2 separate regions of the Homo sapiens genome follow, and region 2 is linked to region 1. The links are chromatin loops, found by intact Hi-C in ENCODE. Cell type or tissue: PC-3. All regions are shown on one strand. Links, peaks and the distances in the headings refer to the core of each region. The heading gives the core; the rest is flanking DNA. Region 1 has its middle 67 kb from the start of LINC00604. Region 2 has its middle 93 kb from the start of LINC00604.

The links. A loop is a pair of places that touch in the nucleus more often than their neighbours do. Peaks named below come from ENCODE experiments on the same cell type or tissue, not always from the same donor. Only the 100,000 strongest peaks of a DNase experiment are listed, where the experiment ranks them.
Region 2: a loop joins it to region 1, with 4 times the contacts of the local background. A loop is called at or near these places in 2 of 110 quality-filtered maps.

The regions. Positions count from the first base shown.
Region 1 is chr5:40,168,376-40,178,601 of GRCh38, reverse strand. No RefSeq gene overlaps it. Among named protein-coding and RNA genes, the nearest start is that of LINC00604, 67 kb to the left of the region's middle. In PC-3, for the core only: no CTCF peak of the experiment used is centred there; DNase peaks (open chromatin) are centred at 5,671 and 6,441; H3K27ac peaks cover 2,410 bases.
Region 2 is chr5:40,327,890-40,338,115 of GRCh38, reverse strand. No RefSeq gene overlaps it. Among named protein-coding and RNA genes, the nearest start is that of LINC00604, 93 kb to the right of the region's middle. In PC-3, for the core only: no CTCF peak of the experiment used is centred there; a DNase peak (open chromatin) is centred at 4,445; H3K4me3 peaks cover 279 bases; H3K27ac peaks cover 2,128 bases.

The DNA.
Region 1 (10,226 bases), core at 1,094-9,093:
CTCTCATTGGTTTCAAAAAACTTATTTACTTCTGCCTTAATTTTGTTATTTACCCAGTAGTCATTCAGGAGCAGGTTGTTCAGTTTCCATGTAGTTGTGCAGTTTTGAGTGAGTTTCTTAATCCTGAGTTCTAGTTTGATTGCACTGTAGTCTGAGAGACTGTTGTGATTTCTGTTCTTTTGCATTTGCTGAAGTGTTTTACTTCCAATTATGTGGTTAATTTTAGAATAAGTGCTATGTGATCTGTGATCAGGGGTCTTTGATGCTACTGTTTTAATTGTTTTGGAGTGCTACAAACCACACCTATATAAGATGGCAAACTTGATAGACAAATATTGCATGTGTTCTGACTGCTCCACTGATATGTCATTCCCTTGTCTTTCTCCCTGTCCTCTGGCCTCCCTATTCCCTGAGACAAAACAGAATGTAAATTAGACCACTTAATAACTCTACAATGGCCTCTAAGTACACAAGTGGAAGGAAGCCTTATACATCTCTCACTTTAAATCAAAAGCTAGAAATGATTAAGCTTATTGAGGAAGGCATGTTGAAAGCTACAGCAGGACAAAAACTAGGCCTTTTGCACCAGTTAGCTAAGTTGTTAATGTAAAGAAAGAGTTCTTGAAGGAAATTGAACATGCACATCATGTGGTGAACATACACATGATAAGAAAATGAAACTGATTGCTCCATATTGGTGATATGGACAAAGTTTGAGTGGTCTGGATAAAAGATTAAGCTAACCACAACATTCTCTTACGCCAAAGTCTAATCCAGAGCAAGGCCTTCACTCTCTTTTATTCTATGAAGACTAAGAGAAGTGAGAAAGCTGCAGAAGAAAAGTTGGAAGCTAGCAGTTTGGTTCATACCATTTAAGGAAAGAAGCCATCTTTATAACATAAGAGTGAAAAGTGAAGCAGCAAGTTCTGTTGTAGAAGCTACTGCAAATGTCCAAAAAGATCTAGCTAAGATCATGGATGAAGGTGGCTACACTAAACAACAGATTTTCAATGTGCACAAAACAGCCTTCCATTATAAAAAGATGCCATCTAGGCCTTTTATAGCTACAGAGGTCAGTGTCTCCTTTCAAAACTTCAAAAAACAGGCTGACTCTCTTGTTAGGGTTAATGCAGCTGGTGACTTTTAAGTTTAAGCCAGTGCTCATTTGGCTTTAACTTAAAGCCAAACTCATTCTGAAAATTGTAGGCTCCTTAAGAATTATGCTAAATCTTCTTTTCCTATGCACTGTAAATGAAATCACGAAACCCAGATGGCAGCACATCTGATTATAGCTTGATCTGTTGAATATTTTAAGCCCACTGTTGAGACCTACTGCTCAGTAAAAAAAGATTCATTTTCAAATATCACTGCTCATTGACAATGCATCTGGTCATCCAAGAGCTCTGATGGAGATGGACATGAAAATTAATGTTGTTTTTGTGCCTGCCAATTCTCATGGATCAAGGGGTAATTTCAACTTTCAAGTCTTATTATTTAAGAAATACTTTTTGTAAGGCTGTAGCTATCATAGAAAGTGGTTTCTCTGATGGATCTGGGCAAAGTAAATTGAAAACCTTCTGTGAAGGATTCACCATTCTAGATGCCATTAAGAACATTCATGATTAATGGGAGGAGGTCAAAATGTCAACATTAACAGGAGTTTGGAAGAAGTTGATTCTAACCCTCATAGATGACTTTGAAGGGTTCAAGACTTCCGTGGAGGAAGTAATTGCAGATGTGGTGGAAATTACAAGAGAATTATAAGTGGGGTCTGCAGATGTGACCAAATTGCTACAATCTCATGATAAAACTTGAACAGATAAGGAGTTGTTTCTTATGGATGAATAAATAAAGTGGTTTCTTGAGATGGAATCTACTTCTTGTGAAGATCTTATGAACATTGTTGAAAGGACATCAAAAAATTAGTTGATCAAGCAGTGGCAGGATTTGAGAAGATTAACTCCAGTTTTGAAACAGTAGGTGAAATGCTGCTATCAGATAGCATCACATGCTACAAAAAATCTTTCATGAAAGGAAGGATCAATAGATGCAGTGAAGTTCACTGTTGTCTTATTTTAAGAAATTGCCACAACCACCCAAACTTTTAGCTACCATCACCCTGATCCATCAGCAGCCATCAATATCGTGGCAAGTCCCTATACCTGCAAAAAGATGACAACTTACTGAAGGCTTATATAATTGTTAGCATTTTTTGGAAATAAAGTATTTTTAATTAAGATATGTGAATTTTTAGACATAGTCTTATTACACATTTATTAGACAATAGTGTAAGTATAATTTTTATATGCACTACAAAACCAAAAAAAAAAGTGTGGCTCACTTTATTCACTTTATTGTGGTGGTCTGGAACCAAATCTACAGTATCTCCAAGGTACACCTGTACTATGAATCACTTATAATTTATAATTATATGGAATTGGTCATTTCTCCTCTGTACTGCTTATGTTGAGATTATGAGATGATAATCTTATCTGCACTTTTCTTCTGAGGGGAGAATAAAAACTTGTACAGCATGAGCACACATGTACTATCCAAATAAGGATAGTTGATATTGAAATTGATTCCATGTGTAAGTGTGCGTCATGACTAAAACTGTAACTGTATTAAGGGCACAATATGCATCTGCTACAGAAAATTAGGAATATTATACTTAAGTAGATATAGTAAATTTTAGGAATTTACACTTGAGTAGAAAATTCTTTTTGTGGGATTTTTTATTAAGATAATCATCATTACATAGCTTCTAATGTATTAGAAAAATAATAAATTATTTATGGAAATGATTTGCTAACATTATTTCAGAGCTTAGTATACACTAAAATTAATTATAGAGTTGACAAACACCAGAAATCAAAGACTTTGAGAATGCTGATAAAAACCAAACCAAAGCAATTCAAACAAACCAAAGTGTATAAATCCACCTAAATATTGAGGTTACTCCCCTTTTATGAGGTAATAGAACAATGAATTAAGATATTACAACATCTCATACTGATTGTTTTTGGTATATGTACACAAACAAATTGTTGGAGTGTCCAAATCATCAGTTTCTGTGGAGTAAATGAGGGTACAGGGAGGAACTCAGTTTTATTTTAAGAATGAATAGATCATCAGGGCTATGGCTATCCAGATTGTATGACTAGAAGAACTGGGTGGTAACTAAGTTGAGGAAGACATTAAATAAAATTCCATGACTTAACATGGAAGCTGAGGGAAAGTCAGGAAAACAAACTTCGTATCAAGAAATTGCAGAAGACTGGAAGTAGTGATGATGAGGTAAAAGTGAAAAGCAACAAGGTAAAAAGCAAAAGACCAAGGCACATATATGTAATTATTAAAAGATTAGATATCAGGCAAGGGTTGAGTCTTTACTGCCAGCATTGTTAGAGTTGGCTATATGGTATCCTATGAAGGTAAGTCTTTTGTTCCATGTGTGGTAACTGTTCAGAGTCTGATTTTTCTCTTTCATACCATAGCTGAATATGATGGAATATCTGTTTCTATGAATAGAATGTAGTGTCTTGGGTGAGAATCTTAATATCAAGGTGACTTAAGGGCCCCAGGTCTTGCTAGTAAATGAGTAACTTCATGTCTATGATATTAGATAGTATGATGATTGGATATCAAGGCTGGCTTTGTACATATACACAATCACACATGTATATATGATGATGTAGTTTGTGAACAGTCTTGAGAAGATGAACGGCAATTGAAGAGATGAGTTACAGCATAGTAGACAGATACGAGGTTTTGGTGCCAACAGTAGGCAAGTGATGAGTGAGAAAAACTGACAAAGAATTAGAGTAAGATAATGTCAGAATTAGGTCATATTGAGAAAAAATAAGATAGGGCATGATTATGAATCAGAGAACATATTGATATGCTTGCTTTTCTAGAGTATAGAAATCAGCAGTTAAGAAATGAGAAGGAAACATTCCATATTGTCAAAGTTGCTTGATATTTTTAATTTTGAGGAATTCTGAAGAGAGCATTTATAATTCTGAGTTTACAAACCGATGAGAATAATGTATCTCATTAGATATTTATTTGAAGCATGTATTGTTGAAAATAAATTTGTTATTTAATATACTTTATATGTTTAGATGAATTCTGGGTCAAGTCTTGAGAGAAAAATATCATGCCTTGGGACACTACCATGCAAGCAGGAAAGAGAGACATTTTAGAAGTCTTCAGGAGGTAAGAAATAGTAGGAGCTTCTTGAATTTTGGAAATCAGGACACAAAATAGAGGATACCCCTCTGCAGCAGAATTTTAATTCAACATCATTAATATTTTTCACACTCAAGACTTTTTTTCCCAATCAAGACTACCTTGACTTTTGTTCTACCTTGTAAATGTTTTTAGTCTATGGTTGACTCCACCCTAATGTAGCAGGACGAGCTGCTGACAAAACTCCTCAGACACCGAGTTAAAGAAGGAAGGGGTTTATTCGGCCAGGAGCATCGGCAAGACTCCTGTCTCAAGAGCCGAGCTCCCCCAGTGAGCAATTCCTGTCCCTTTTAAGGGCTCACAACTCTAAGGGGGTCCACATGAGAGGGTCGTGATCGATTGAGCAAGCAGGTGGTACGTGACAGGGGCTGCATGCACCAGTGGTCAGAGTGAAGCAGAACAGACTGGGAAGTTTCACAATGTCTTTCTATACAATGTCTGGAATCTATAGATAACATCAGTTGCTAGGTCAGGGGTCGAATTTTAACTACCAGGCTTAGGTCAGGCAGGCCCAGGCCTAGTTTCTGGTCTGGTTCCTTGGTTTCAGGTCTGGATCCTAGGCGCCGGGCTACTTGCCTTTAGTGTCGTTTCTCTTTCCTTTTCTCAGTATAAAACAATATAAAACAATTTGAGAGGGTCTGTCTCTCTTCTCTCACTAATATGGAATAAACTTTCTAAAACACTTCCTGATTACCATTCTTTAATTGTTCCTCAAAGCCTTCCTTCAAACTGCCTGGCACATAAGAGCTCTCACAATATAGCCCTTGATTACTCCAACAATTCAACCATTATTAATTCCACAAGTCTTTGCTGTGCTTTCTTTACACACTTTGAACATCTTCTTCATGTATCTGGAGCAATTTGCTAATATGTCCTTTTTTTGCTACCTTCCAAAATTTCTTTCCTAGGTTACTTTTCAAGGAGAGCTTCCTTGACCTCTCCCTTTGCCCTCAGTTGGAACAAATCAGCACCCATTTCACTGTGTCGTCAGTGTCTTGCTTATGTGGCTCCTTGACTTTGATACAGATTCCTTAAGGACAAGAACTCTGCCTCATTTATCTTTGTATTTCTATTACTTGGCACAGTAACTGGCACTACAGGCCACCCAATAAAAACTTATCAAATAAACAAATAGATTATGACCTGGCAAGAACCTATTTTGACCAACAGACAGGGCCTTCTAAAGCCTACATGTTTTGAGTTAGGAAAATCCTTAACAACCACTTTCCCTTTCCCAGAATTTGAATTAAGCCTCTATTGGAGGACTAAGGGAAGGACTGGGAGTTAAATATTACACTTCCTGCTTCTACCTTTAAAGGTCCCACATCCAAATCTCACAATGCAATCTCTCTTCTCTAAGCTATTTTTGAAGGCATTGAGTACTTTATTCTTATAGAGGTGATAGGTTGTAATGACTCATCCCAGTTCTTTCCTCCTGGTCATATTTGTAAACAGTAGTAATTTGCCTCCATTACATGGAATTCCATTCTGACAAGCACCTGGGTGAAGACTACATCTACAAGATGCCTGGTCAGATTAGGCATTCATCTTAGGACTTTAGAATGGAAATTCTCTGGCAAGCTATTGAAATGGTGTAAATCTCATACACATACCAATGTCTTTATTTGCAGTTAGTCTTGTCAATTTTGGTTCTTTAGTCCACATCAACAGGTATTAAATAAAGACCACAAAAGTGTGAAGGAAAATCACAGCAAAATAAAATTCTATTATAAGGAGTCTTAATTATTTTGCTTCATTTTACATTTTGAGGATGCTGATATTGAAGGCTAATCTGTCTTTACCCTTATTGTGATCCTTTGATTATTTTTTGACCCATTTGTTATTATCTCATTATTTAGAAACTCATTTTACATAATACCCATGGAGTATTAGTTACCCCACACTCTTCAGAATTCATTTATAGCATTTATAGCAGATGAAAAAAAGTTGCAAAAAATGAAGTAAGGTAACTGTTTTTTTATCATATTGATTGCTTATAAAAGTTAGTCAATGAAAAAATGAGCATTTCTTAGAAGAAATAAATAGATCAAGAAATATAATCAACTAAGAATTATCTTTTTTTCCCTGTCCAGTTAAGGGGAATCTGCTATTTTTTCATAGTCCAGTCTCTATTAGTAAATCAAGAGGCTTAGTCATGAAGCGATGAGACTTTCCTCTATTACATCCTGTTGAATTATTAGTCACCATTCCCTGAGTCAATTACATTCTTTATTTCTCCTGACATGGATCACCTACAAGTGTTGGTGAAGAAGAACTCGTACTTTCAATCAGTTATTTTGTTGGTTTTATAGAGATATCCAATTACTGAGTTTTTATTTTATAGCATATTGTAAAAAGGATATGTAAAAGATAAAGTTGTTATCCTATAAAGATAATTTTCTCTCTTTTAGTCTATTCTTTTTTAAAAAAATCAGATTTTATTTTAGATTCAGGGGTACATGTGCAGGTTTGGTACATGTGTAGCATATTGCATGACGCTGAGGTTTGGGGTATGATTGATTCTGTCACCCAGGTAGTGAGCATAGTACCCAATAGGTAGGGTACTGTGGTAGTTTTTCAACCCCTACTCACCTTCCTCTCTTCCCTCTCTATTAGTCTCCAGTGTCTATCATTCCCATCTTTAGTCCCTGCGTGCTCAATGTTTAGTTCCCACTTATAAGTGAAAACATGTGGAAACTGGTTATCTGTTTCTGCAGTAATTCACTTAGGATAATGGCCCCCACATGCATCTGCGTTGTTACAAAAGACATGATTTTGTTCTTTTTTATAGCTGTGTAGTGTTCCATGGTGTATATGCACCACATGTTTTAAATCCAATATACCATTAATGGGCACCTAGGTTGATTCCATGTCTTTGCTATTGTGAATAGTGCTGTGATGAACGAGTACATGTGTAATTTTGGAACAATAATTTATTTTCTTTTGGGCATATACTCAGAAAAAGAATTGCTCAGTCAAATTGTAGTTCTACTTTTAGTTCTTTGAGAAACCTCCAAACTGCTTTTCACAGTGGGTGAACTCATTTACATTCCCACCAACAGTGTATAGGCATTCCCTTTTCTCCACAACCTCAACAACTTCTGTTATTTTTTGACTTTTTAACAAAAGCCATTTTGACTAGTGTGAGATAGATAGTATCTCATGGTTTTGATTTGCATTTCTCTGATGATTAGTGATATGGCGTATTTTTTTTCATATGATTGTTGGCCACTTCTGTGTCTTCTTTTGGGAAGTGTTTGTTCATGTTCTTTGCCATTTTTTTAATTGTCTGTTATACACCAATAACAGACAATTATTTGTTTTGTCTTTGTTGAGTTATTTATGCTCCCTACAGATTCTGGATATATTAGACTTTTGTCAGATGCATAGTTTGTGAATATTTTCTCCTGTTCTATAAGTGGTCTGTTCACTGTGTTGACAGTTTCTCTTTCTATGCAGAAGTTCATTAGTTTAATTACGTGCTACTCGTCAATTTTTGTTTTTGTTGGAATTGCTTTTTGGGACTTAGTCATAAATTCTTTGCCAAAGCAGATGTCTAGAAGAGTATTTCTTAGGCATTCTTCTAGGACTTTTACAGTGTGAGGTCATACGGTTAAGTCTTTAATCCACCTTAAGTTAATTTTTATGTGTGGTGGTTGGTAGGGGTCCAGGTTCATTCTTTTGCATATGGCTAGCTAGTTATCCCAGCATCATGTAGTGAATAGGGAGTCCTTTTACCATTGCTTATTTTTGTTTACTTTGTCAAAGGTCAGCTAGTTGTAGGTGTATGGCTTTATTTCTGGGTTTTCTATTCTTTTCCATCAGTCTATGTGTCTGTTTTTGTACCAGTACCATGCTGTTTTGGTTATGGTAACTTTGTAGTATAGTTTGAAGTTGGGTAATGTGCTGCCTCCTCAACTTTGTTCTTTTTGCTTGGGATTGCTTTGGCTATTTGGGCTCTTTTTTTGGTTGTTCCATATGAATTTTGGAACAGATTTTTTTTTTTCTAATTCTGTGAGAAATGATGTTGGTAGTTTGAGAGGAATAGCAGTGAATCTGCAAATAGCTTTGGGCAGTCAGGCTATTTTAATGATGTTGATTCTTCCAATCCATGACCATGAACTGTTTTTCCATCTGTGCCTTCTCTGATTTCTTTGAGCAGTGTTTTATAGGTCTCCCTGTAGAGATCTTTCGCCTCCTTGGTTAGATGTATTTGTAGGTTGTGTGTGTGTGTGTGTGTGTGTGTGTGTGTGTGTCTGTGTCTGTGTGTCTATTGTAAATGGGGCTGTGTTCTTGATTTGGTTCTTGGCTTTAGTGTATTGCTGTATAGAAATGCTACTGATTTTTGCACATTGATTTTGTATCCTGAAACTTTATGAAAGTTATTTACTGTTCTAGCAGCCTTTTGATGGAGCCTTCACAGTTTTCCAAGTATAGAACCATCTTGTCATGGAAGAGAGATAACTTCTTTTTTCCCCAATTTGGAGGTATTTTCTTTCTTTCTCTTGCCTGATTGCTCTTTCCAGGACTTTCAGCACTATATTAAATAGGAGGGGCGAGAGTCTGTATACTTGTCTTGTTCTGGTTCTTAAGGGGAATGCTTTCAGCTTCTGCCCATTGAGTATGATGTTAGCTGTGGGTTTGTAATAGATGTCTCTTACTGTTTCGAGTTACGTTTCTTCAATGCCTAGTTTGTTGAGAGCTTTTATCATGAAAGAATGTTGGATTTTATCAAGCACTTTTTCTGTATCTATTTAGATGATTATGTGTTTTTTGTTTTCAATTCTCTTTATGTGGTAAATCACGTTTGTTGATTTGTGCATATTGAACCAAGCTTGCATCCCAGGAATAAAGCCTACTTGACTGTGGTGAATTAAGTTTTTCACGTGCTGCTGTATTCAGTTTACTAGTATTTTGTTGAGAATTTTTGTGTCTATATTCATCAAGGATATTAGCCGGTAGTTTTCTTTTTTCATTATGTCTTTGACAGAATTTGGTTCAGGATGATGGTAGTTTCATAGGATGAGTTAGGGAGGAATTCCTTCTCCTCAATTTTTTGGAATAGATTCAGGGACTCTTCTTTGTACATCTGGTAGAATTCAGCTGTGGATCCATCTGGTTCAGGGCTTTCTTTTGTTTGGTAGGATTTTATTATTATTATTATTGATTCCATTTCAGAACTCATATTGTTCTGTTCAGGGTTTTAATTTCTTCCTGATTCAATCTTGGGAGATTTCATGTTTCCAGAAATTTACCCATTTCCTCTAGATTTCCTAGTTTGTGTGCATGCAGGTGTTTATAATAGTCTCAAGATCTTTTTTATTTCTCAGGGATTACCTGTCATGTCACCTTTGTCATTTCTGATTGTGCTTATTTGGATCTTCTCTCTTGTTTCTTTATTAATTTAGCTAGCAATCCATTGATCATGTTTATCCTTTCAGAGAAGGAACTTTTGGTTTTGCTGATCCTTTGTATAGATTTTTCAGGTCTCAATTTCATTCAGTTCTGCTCTGATTTTAGCTATTTCTTTTATTCTGCTAGCTTTGGGGTTAGTTTATTTTTGTTTTTCTTATTCCTCTATGTGTGATGTTAGAATTTTAATTTGAGATCTTTCTAACTCCTTGATGTAGGTGTTCAGCACTAAACTTTCCTCTTAATACTACTTTTGCTGTATACCAGAGATTTTGATATGCTGTATCTCTCTTTTCATTAATATCAAAGAGTTTTTGATTTCTGCATAAATTTCATTGTTTACTCAAAAGTCATTCAGAAGCAAGTAGTTTAATTTTCATGTAATTGTGTGGCTTTGATAGATCTTCTTAATATTGGTCTCTATTTTTATTTCACTGTGGTCCAAGAGTATGCGTAGTATGATTTCAATTTTTTTGAATTTACTGGGACATGTTTAATGGCTGGACATGTTTAATGGCTGGACATGTGGTCAGCTTTAGAGTATGTTCCATGTGCAGATGACA
Region 2 (10,226 bases), core at 822-8,821, 160 kb before region 1:
GATCTTGACTCTTTATCTAATTTGCTAGTCTGTGTCTTTTAATTGGGGCATTTAGCCCATTTACATTTAAGGTTAATATTGTTATGTGTGAATTTGATCCTATCATTATGATGTTAGCTGGTTATTTTGCCCGTTGATTGGTGCAGTTTCTTCATAGCATCGATGGTCTTTACCATTTGGCATGTTTTTGCAGTGGCTGGTACCAGTTGTTCCTTTCCATGTTTAGTGCTTCTTTCAGGAGCTCTTGTAAGGCAGGCCTAGTGGTGACAAAATCTCTAGACATTTGCCTGTCTGTAAAGGATGTTATTTCCACTTCACTTATGAAGCTTAGTTTGGCTGGATATCAGATTCTGGATTGAACATTCTTTTCTTTAAGAATGTTGAATATTGGCCCCCTCTCTCTTCTGGCTTGTAGGGTTTCCACCGAGAGATCTGCTGTTAGTCTGATGGGCTTCCCTTTGTGGGTAATCTGACCTTTCTCTCTGGCTGCCCTTAACATTTTTTTTTCATTTATTTCAACCTGGGTGAATCTGAAAATTATGTGTCTTGGGGTTGCTCTTCTTGTGGAGTATCTTTGTGGTGTTCTCTGTATTTCCTGAATTTGAATGTTGGTTTGCCTTGCTAGGTTGGGGAAGTTCTCCTGGATAATATCCTGAAGAGTGTTTTCTAACTCCCTGTCACTTTCAGGTACACCAATGAAACGTGTATTTGGTCTTTTCACATAGTCCCATATTTCTTGGAGACTTTGTTCATTTTTTTCACTCTTTTTTCTCTAATCTTGTCTTCTTGGTTTATTTCATTAATTTGATCTTCAATCACTGATACCCTTTCTTCCACTTGATTGAATTGGCTACTGAAGCTTGTGCATGCATCACGAAGTTCTTGTGCTTTGGTTTTCAGCTCCATCAGTACATTTAAGGTGTTCTCTACACTGTTTATTCTTGTTAGCCATTCGTCTAACCTTTTATCAAGGATTTTAGCTTCCTTGCGATTGGCTAGAACATGCTCCTTTAGCTCAGAGAAGTTTGTTATTACCGACCTTCTGAAGCCTACTTCTGTCAACTCGTCAAAGTCATTCCTCTGTCCAGTTTTGTTCCCTTGTTGGGGAGCAGCTGCGATCCTTTGAAGGAGAAGAGGCGCTCTGGTTTTTGGAATTTTCAGCTTTTCTGCTCTGTTTTCTACCCATCTTTGTGGTTTTATCTACCTTTGGTCTTTGATGTTGGTGACCTACAGATGGGGTTTTGGTGTGAATGTCCTTTTTGTTGATGTTGATGCTATTCCTTTCTGTTTGCTACTTTTCCTTCTAATAGTCAGGCTCTTCAGTTGAAGGTCTGTTGGAGTTTGCTGGAGGTCCCCTCCAGACCCTGTTTCCCTGGGTATCACCAGTGGAGGCTGCAGTACACCAAATATTGCTGCCTGATCCTTCCCTTGGAAGCTTCATCCCAGAGGGGCACCCACCTGTATGAGGTGTCTGTTGGCCCCTACTGGGAGTTGTCTCCCAGTCAGGCTACACGGGGGTCAGGGACCCACTTGAGGAGGCAGTCTGTCCGTTCTCAGAGCTCGAACACCATGCTGGGAGAACCACTGCTCTCTTCAGAGCTGTCAGAGAGGGAAGTTTAAGCCTGCAGAGACTGTCTTTCTTTTGTTTAGCTATGCTCTGCCACAGAGGTCGAATCTAGATAGGCAGTAGGCCTTGCTGAGCTGCAGTGGACTCTGCCCAGTTTGAGCTTCCTGGCCACTTTGTGAGCATAAAACCGCCAACTCAAGCCTCAGCAATGGTGGACACCCCTTCCCTTGCCAATCTGCAGCATTGCAGGTCAATCTCAGACTGCTGTGCTAGCGGTGAGAAAGGCTTTGTGAGCGTGTGACCTGCCGATCCAGGCACAGGAGGGGATCTCCTGGTCTGTTGGTTGCTAAGACTGTGGGAAAAGTGCAGTATTTGGGCAGGAGTGTATCATTCCTCCAGGTGCAGTCTGTCATGTCTTCCCTTGGCTAGGAAAGGGAAATCCCCCAACTCCTTGTGCTTCCTCTATGAGGAGACACACTGCCCTGCTTCAGTTTGCCCTCCATTGTCTGCACCCACTGTCCAACTAGCCGCAGTGAGATGAACCATGTACCTCAGTTGGAAATGCAGAAATCACCCATCTGTGTCGATCTCTCTGGGAGTAGCAGACCAGAGCTGGTCCTATTTGGCCATCTTGGAAGCCTCCCTGTTGTTCTTTTTTTTTTTTTTTAGAGATGGGGTCTTATTATTTTGCCCCAGCTGAATTTTTACCTCTGGGTTCAGACAATCTTCCTGCCTCAGCCTCCTGAATAGCTGGGACTATAGTCATTCACTACCACACCCAACTCAATTTTGGAAGTTTTTAAAGTGCATTATCACTTTAAATATTTTTCTGCATCAAACTTTCTTTCCTTTTGGGATTCGGATGATGTGAATAGTAGGTCTTTTAATATTTTGCCACAAGTCTCTAAGATTCTGTTTATTGTATTTTTCTAGAATAAAATTTTGTTGTTCAGATAATTTCAAGTTTACTGATTCTTTCCTCTGTGATGACCATCCTCTATTGAGTCCATCCAGTGAGTTGCTATTTTGATTGTTGTATTTTTTTTAGTTCTAAAATTTTCATTTCATTCTTTTTTAATATTTAAGATTTTTGCAAACATAAGGTGTAATAAATTACATGTCCAAACCTATTCAAATCCTGCCCTGTTTGTGTCTACAAGTTCTAGTACTGCTGCTTTGGAAATCCAACTACCACCACCATTGGGTTTGCCAGCAGAATTATCTGAAGCAGCAGAAAGGTGCCCTCTTTCTCATTCTGTTGCCCAAGTCTTAATCCCATCTGGATCTAAATCATATTTTAAAATTCAGCTGCAAGCAGTCTGAGAAATGTCATTTTGTTTTAGTTTCCTGTTTCTGCATTATAGAAAGGCATAAGGAAAAGGGCTGTAAGGTTGTTGAGGTAGTTGCTCTGCAATGTCTGCCTTAGACATATAGGTGGTAGAAAGATGAATGGAAATGCCAGAATTCTTCATCCTATGAATAATGATATCATAAGTGTCATCAACCTCACATTTTGAATACTGCTTTTTTGATGATGTGTCTTTTTTGCATTAGTGAGTTAAACTCCTATCTTGAAATTGTTTCCAGAGCTTGTGTTTTCTCCTTTGAATAGTATTGATTATAATAATATTGTGATGATGAATGATCTGTTGTGCTTGAATAGTGGAAACAGTATTAAATACAGTCATGTATTGCATTACAGCATTTTGGTCAACAATGAACTGCTTACACTAAAGTGGTTGAATAAGATTATAACAGAGCTGAATAATTGCTATCACCTAGTGACACTGTAGCCATCCAAATGTAGTAGGGCAAGGCACTACTCACATGTTTATAGTGATGCTGGTGTAAACAAACCTACTGTGCTGCCAGGAATATATAAGTGTAGCACATACAGTTATGCATAGTACATAATACTTGGTAATGATAATAAACAACTATGTTACTGGTTTATGTTTTATTATATTATACTTTTTATTGTAATTTTAGAGTGCATTTCTTCTACTTATTAAAATCAAAAAAGCTAACTGTAAAACAGCCTCAGGCAGCTCCTTCGGGAGGTATTCCAGAAGAAGGCATTGTTATCATAGGAGATGACAGCTCCATGCATGTTACTACCTGTGAAGACCTTCCAGTTGGACAAGATTTGGAAGTGGAAGACAGTGATATTAATGATCCTGATCCCCTGTAAGCCCAGACTAATGTGTGTGTTTGTGTCTTAGTTTTTAGCAAAAAAGTTTAAAAAGTAAAAAAAAATGCCTAATAATAGAAAAACCTTATAGAATAAGTATATAAAGGAAAAAAGTGTTCGTGTTTTAAGCTAAGTGTAGTTATGAGAGAGTTAAAAAGTTAAAAAATTACGAAGTCTATGAAGAAAAAATTACAGTAAGCTAAGGTTAATTTACTACTGAAGAAAACTAAAAAGAATAAATTTAGCATAGCCTAAGTGTGCACAGTTTAAACATTACTGACACTACTGTAGTGTACAGTATTGTCCTAAGCCTTCATTCATTACTCACTCACAAATTCACCCAAGCCAATACTAGTTCTGTAACCTCCATTCATGGTAAGTGCTCTATTCAGGTATATCATTTTTAATATTTTATAACCTATATTTACTGTACTTTTTCTGTATTGAGCTATGTGTAGATACACACAAATACCATTTTGTTACAACTACCTACAAAATTCAGTTCAATCGCATGCTGTACAGATTTGCAGCCTATGAGCAATACCCTAGGAGCATAGTAGGCTACACAATCTAGGTTTATGTAGGTACACTCTGCGATGTTCACATGACAAAATAGCCTAACAACACATTTCTCAGAATATGTCCCTGTGCTTAAATGACTCATGACTGTAATAGTGAATCCAGTAGGTTGTTAAGCTGAGTAAAACCATTTATATTAAAAACATTCACTCTCAGCTAGAGCATTGTCATAGTGAAGAAAATAGTCCTGTGTGGCAGTTCCTGCCAAGTGCCTCACCCCAGACTTCCTGCAATGCCTCAATCATTAACTCAGTTATTTTTTGAACATTTAACATGCACAATGACTATGCACAATGTTATAACATTTAGAATTTATATTTATGTATTGCTTTATCACTCTTTTACAATGTGCCTTTCCGTTTATTTTATCTCATGTAATATTCACAACCAGTTTATTTTTCAAAAGAAACTGAGACCTAAAGACTTTACTAAGAATACTCACCAAAATGAATATGCTCCATTGGTTATTTGATTTTGTCAAATGTATTCACTATGATCAATGCCATTCATATTCTAAAATTTAATAAATTTTGTCTTTACTTGTTATTTTTTGATATACATGGTATTTGAATTATGTGGAAATGAGAACATTCTGATAAAGATCTTGTTACTTTCCTATGAATCAGAGGGGAAATGCTGTATTTTATAAGTAACGGCTATTATCCTCCAATGTTGAACAGCTTCCTCTAAAATATTTCTATAAAAATGGTACCTTACATTTCATCTTGCTCAAAATGCATTGGATAATATATTTCTCCCATTCAACAATGAGTCTACTTTATAAGTCACACACAAAACAGTTCATTATTTAGTGTTACACTCATAAATTTAGTCATGACAAAGTTGCCAGTGCTATATAATTTTATTTGGCTTAGATTATAAAGATTTTATATGTCATTGAATCCATCTATATTCTTTTGTCTTTTTGCGTTTCTTTTACTCACATAATCTATCAAAAGGGACAAAATATGATTGAGTGTTTATGTAATTCATAATTTTATATTTTGAAAAATTCTAACTTTTTCTAACCAAATATTTAAAAATGAAATTTATCTGCATACCAATCATCATATCTCTGAAACATTCTAATGGATTTTTCACAAAATAATTTTTTAAACCTAAAAGTTGATATAGTTCTGATTAAACAGTTTGTTAGCTTTCTTTTCTTGGTGTAAATCACCAAAATAAAGAGTCAAGGACATATGTTTCTCTCTCTCTTCCCATCCATCCATCCATCCATCCATCCCTCCCTCCCTCCCTCCCTCTCATTTAATCCATCACCCAGTTTTTACTTTTGTGGTGATTTGTGGCATTCTAGATGTTATTGAGGAACCAATGGTTATAAAATAGAAGATAGAGTTAAAGCAAGATAAATATGGCCTGAGAAAGACTCCATACTTCTATATTTGAGTCCTTGTGGATGAACTGTAACCTATCTTAATAGTCAGACACAATTGAAAACCTAACTTAATAGTAGGCACCTGTAACAATGGCTGAGTGTTGGCCAATCCCAGTGGCTATACCACTCATAGACTGCTGAATGTTCAAACTGCATTCAAATAAGGCAAACACCAAGCTGTAACCAATCTCACTGTTTCTGTACCTAATTTCCGATTCCTGTTTGTCACTTTAACTTTTTTGTCTATAAATTTGTTCTGACCACAAGGACCACGAGGCACCCCTGGAGTCTCTGTGAATCTGCTGTGATTCTGGGGGCTGCCCGATTTGCAAATCTTTCATTGCTTAATTAAACTCCTTTAAATTAATTTGGCTGAAGTTTTTCTTTTCTCAGATGGTGTCAGGAGTAGGATCCGAAGTGGAGCTTCCAGTGACCCCCAGAAGTGCTGAGTGAACACTCAAGATACCTGCAGGACTCACTTGTGTCCATTGATCTCTCAGAGCAGCTGGGGATCACGGTTAAGCTCCCTCTCAGATTTTGGAGCTCCACGGATTTGCGTTTTGAGCTCTCCGAGTTTCTTTGAGCAGATTTCTGATCCAAACTGGGTTTAGAGTTGTGACAGAAACTGGACTGGGTCCAAGAATGGATTTGATCTGGGAATTAACTGGTTTGAATCCAGTTAGAGGCCTCTTATATCTGACTAGGTCAGAAAGGAACTGGTAGTAAGCAGTATTTTGCAGGGTTTATAAAATTTGTCTTTTGAAAATTCACAGGAATTTTTCTGTTCTACCCCTTTTTTTCATTTTTCTTGTGCGCTTAGGTAGGAAAAAAACAATCATTGGCTAAGTTAATCAAGAGAACCTGAGAGTAAAGTCAATATTTTAGGTAAAAATGGGATCCTTAATTTCTGGAAAACTGAGTTCCTTCTGGCTTATACATTAGGTCTGGGAGGCAGCGAAGTCTTACAGAAACACCAAAATATTACTAAAGATAACTCACAGTGGAACATCAGAATGAACAACAATGCATTGAAGTACATTTGAAAATGAGGGCTCTCAGTAAAGTTCCTTTTGGCTAAGAATGGGTTTGGCACTACAGCATGTCAACTGCTATTCTCCTTGGAATAATCTGCCTTGCGCTCTTTCCTGACGGCTGCAGGTGACAGGATTAGGAATGTACAGGATTGTGGGACATAGGGAGCTTTTTCCTCCCTAAAAGGGGAAACATGAGAGATGATGACACTGCTGGAAAAGATCCCTTTGCTATAAAAAAGCAGCCACCTGAACTTTTCAGTGTCGCTGGAATGGGGGGTGATCTTCTCTGGCCTTTTTGCCTTCCCCACCCTGCCACAGGCAATGCTTTTCTCTCTCTCCTTTCCCTTTCTTATCTTGCCTATTGCTCAGGGCAACCATCTTGCCCAGAGACCACATGTTGAAACTCATGGTCAGAGGTTGGATTAATGATGATGGGGCCCAACCAGGGGCAAACTTAAGCCTTGCCAGTTTGATATTAAGTGCTAAGCAGAGTGGCTAATGTCTATGTTTTATCACACATATTTTACTCTGGCCAGAACAAAAAAATATAATTTTCCTTTATCATGCAGCTTGGCCCCATTGCAATGATACAGCAAGCTGAGTCACTAGGGCCGCTCAGGGAAAGGGAACCCAGAAGCCTGGCATGCTGGCAAAAGGGTAAGAATTTCTTACCAGTCAGATTTTTGGTTTCTCTCTCTCTGTACAGTTGAATGAATGGTAAAAATCACTGTTTATCTCTTCTGTAAGGTTTTGATTAATGTTGAAAAGAATTCTGAGGCTAGTCTTAAACTGATGTATTTGTACTATGAATTTGTTTTTCTGGGTTGAGGGGTACCTTAGGATAAAACATAGGCTTAGGCCCTCATAAGCTTGCTGCTCCAGACGGCCCAGCAAGCTGGTCAATAACAAACTTTCCTGCAAGTCCCTGAAACAAACAAAAAAACTAGATAGGGTCTCTGTCTTGTTTTAGGTCCTTGGGAACTTGACCTTATGACCACATGACAGTATTTTCTCTTGGATTCCACCTTCCAGGGAACAGGAATTTTGGGGTTTATGTCATAGTTAGCTCTAAAAATTATCTCGAGTAGTTAAAAGCCTTTGCAATTTCAAAAGGAACTACTCTATAGACTCCTGGGAAGGACAGTCGAGACTGCCCTGTGCTGTAGCTCAGTATCTAAGATTTTGGCCTTTCACACTGGTGGTCTGGGTTTGATTTCCTGCTTAGGAAGTAAGTCCTTTTTTGGTTTAATATCTGCATAACCTTGTCTTGTCTCTTCTCCACTATAAACTATCTTAAATTGTCTTTTCTCTGATCACCTGGGAGGTTACCTTTGACATTTTCTTTTGAAAATTCACTGGCCTGGCTAAAATCGGGTGGTAAGAAATTTTAAAAGGACTTTATTGAAGAGTGCTATGGTTAAAAGTCAGCTTAATTAAAAGTGGATATTCAAGCTCTAACAGCCTGGACGCCTTGGGAAAAACAGGAGGCAACTGAAACCCCTTTCCTGGCCCTGTTCTTCCAAGGGCTCCACCCTAAAGCCAATAACCAATTAAGAAACTTAAAAACCAGCAAATGAAACATTTTACAACTACTGAAGTAATCTTCTTCTGTCTGTGTAATTATATATGTGTTGTGTGTAATGTTTATATAAAAGAGCACTAATTAATTAATTGGCTTAAATAAAAATAAGCGCTTAAATCAAATATTTTGAAAACAAAATAAAAACTGTAATTCCTTTTAGTTTATGTAACTTTAGTAATCTTTAGGAAATAAAAACAGCTTTAAAGATTATTGATAAAATGAATACATTTTTGTCTAAATTATGCAGGTCAAATATTAGGTTTGCTAACTGCTTTTAGGTCGTCATAAACTGCTTTGACTTTTGAAAATTGTTCAATTTATTTTGGAGGCATTAAGTTCTAAATAAGACCAGGAGATATATGGAATTAGCCATGCCCCCTAGCTATGCAAAGAATGTTATAAAGAAAAGAGATTTTATATAAGAAAGGATGTTATACGGTAAATTCTTGTCCTAAAGTAAAATGACTAGTTGTTTAAAAAGGGGGATGTTTAAGGCAAGTCAGAATATCTAAACATGTTGTACATGGTCTATGTAAGTTGTGAAAGAATTTATGAAAAGAAGTTCATGCCAGAAATGTTGTATAATTTAAAGGTGATTAGGCCTCCCAAATGCTTCATAAAATGCCACTATGACTCTTAACTGTACAGATGCCTGTTTTACAGCTAGGCAAGGCATGGGACACATGGCGTTAGATGCTGGAAAGAGTCAGACCTTATCTGCATTTCTGTCTGCGTCCTAGACTCCATACCTAGTACATAATTAAAATCCCTTACTTACCAAGGTTTTCACCAAAAGTAAAAGTTTCTAAGAGTCAACATTGTAATATGTAATTGAGATTACGGAAAAAACAGGTTTACATGCAAGGTGTATAATGAGAATGAAGTGTGTTTTTTTGTAAGAGATTATAAGAAAGTATGGGAATGTAAATTTTTGCCTGGGTTAGAGGGTTAAAGGACTGTTTTAAGTTAAATGAAGTTTGAAAAATTTGTGGAAGGTTTATAACAGCTAATTATAAGAGATTCTATGTGTGAACATATTGGCTAAAGTTAAAATGGCATTATTCAGGATTTTTTTTTCATAAATTGGACATTGGAATAGAGAAGCACAACAGAGTTTTCATAGAACATTGTACTGCTCTGAGAAAAAATTGTAAAGGGCTATAAAAGATTTATAAAAATCTTACCTTATGGTTAAACTAATTAAAACTGAATAGATTTATAAAAAGTTATTAAAAAACTAGCTTTAACATTAAAAATACGCTAATGGAAACATAAAATTTGGCCTTTTAAAAAGGATTTTTATGTAATATTAAAAGATAACAAAAGGTTTTTGTTTACCTCTTAAGTAAACTATAAAAGAAAAAGGGGAGCAGGGAAAGAAAAGAGAGTCAGTTGGCTTTATGCTGTCTTCATTGGGTCTTGTTTGGAAAGCTGAGACTCCTGTCTCTCAGAATAATGTTTTTTACTTAAAAAAAATTTTGAGTTATCATTTTGCCTAATGAATGACTTATGGTCCTAAGATTCTATTTTGTAATATCCAATGTTTTTAAGACTTTGGTATTTAACAAACCTTTCAAAATCAAGCTTGAGATTATCATGCTTAATCAGCCAATATTAAAATTGTTTAAATATACAATTTGAATGAACTCCATGGTCTAAGTCAAATTACCTGTGATAACCCATTAGTTATCAGTGCTATGCACCTAAATTGGAGAAACAACTGCTATTCAAGAGGACATAAGTTCAATGTTAAGCACAGACTCTGGAACAACCAGGACAGCCACGCTTGTCCTTTTTGAGTCCTTAAAGCTTTTGTTATTAAAGGTTCTGCATTCCATGACTCATCATGGAAAAGATAAAATAATCCAAACTGA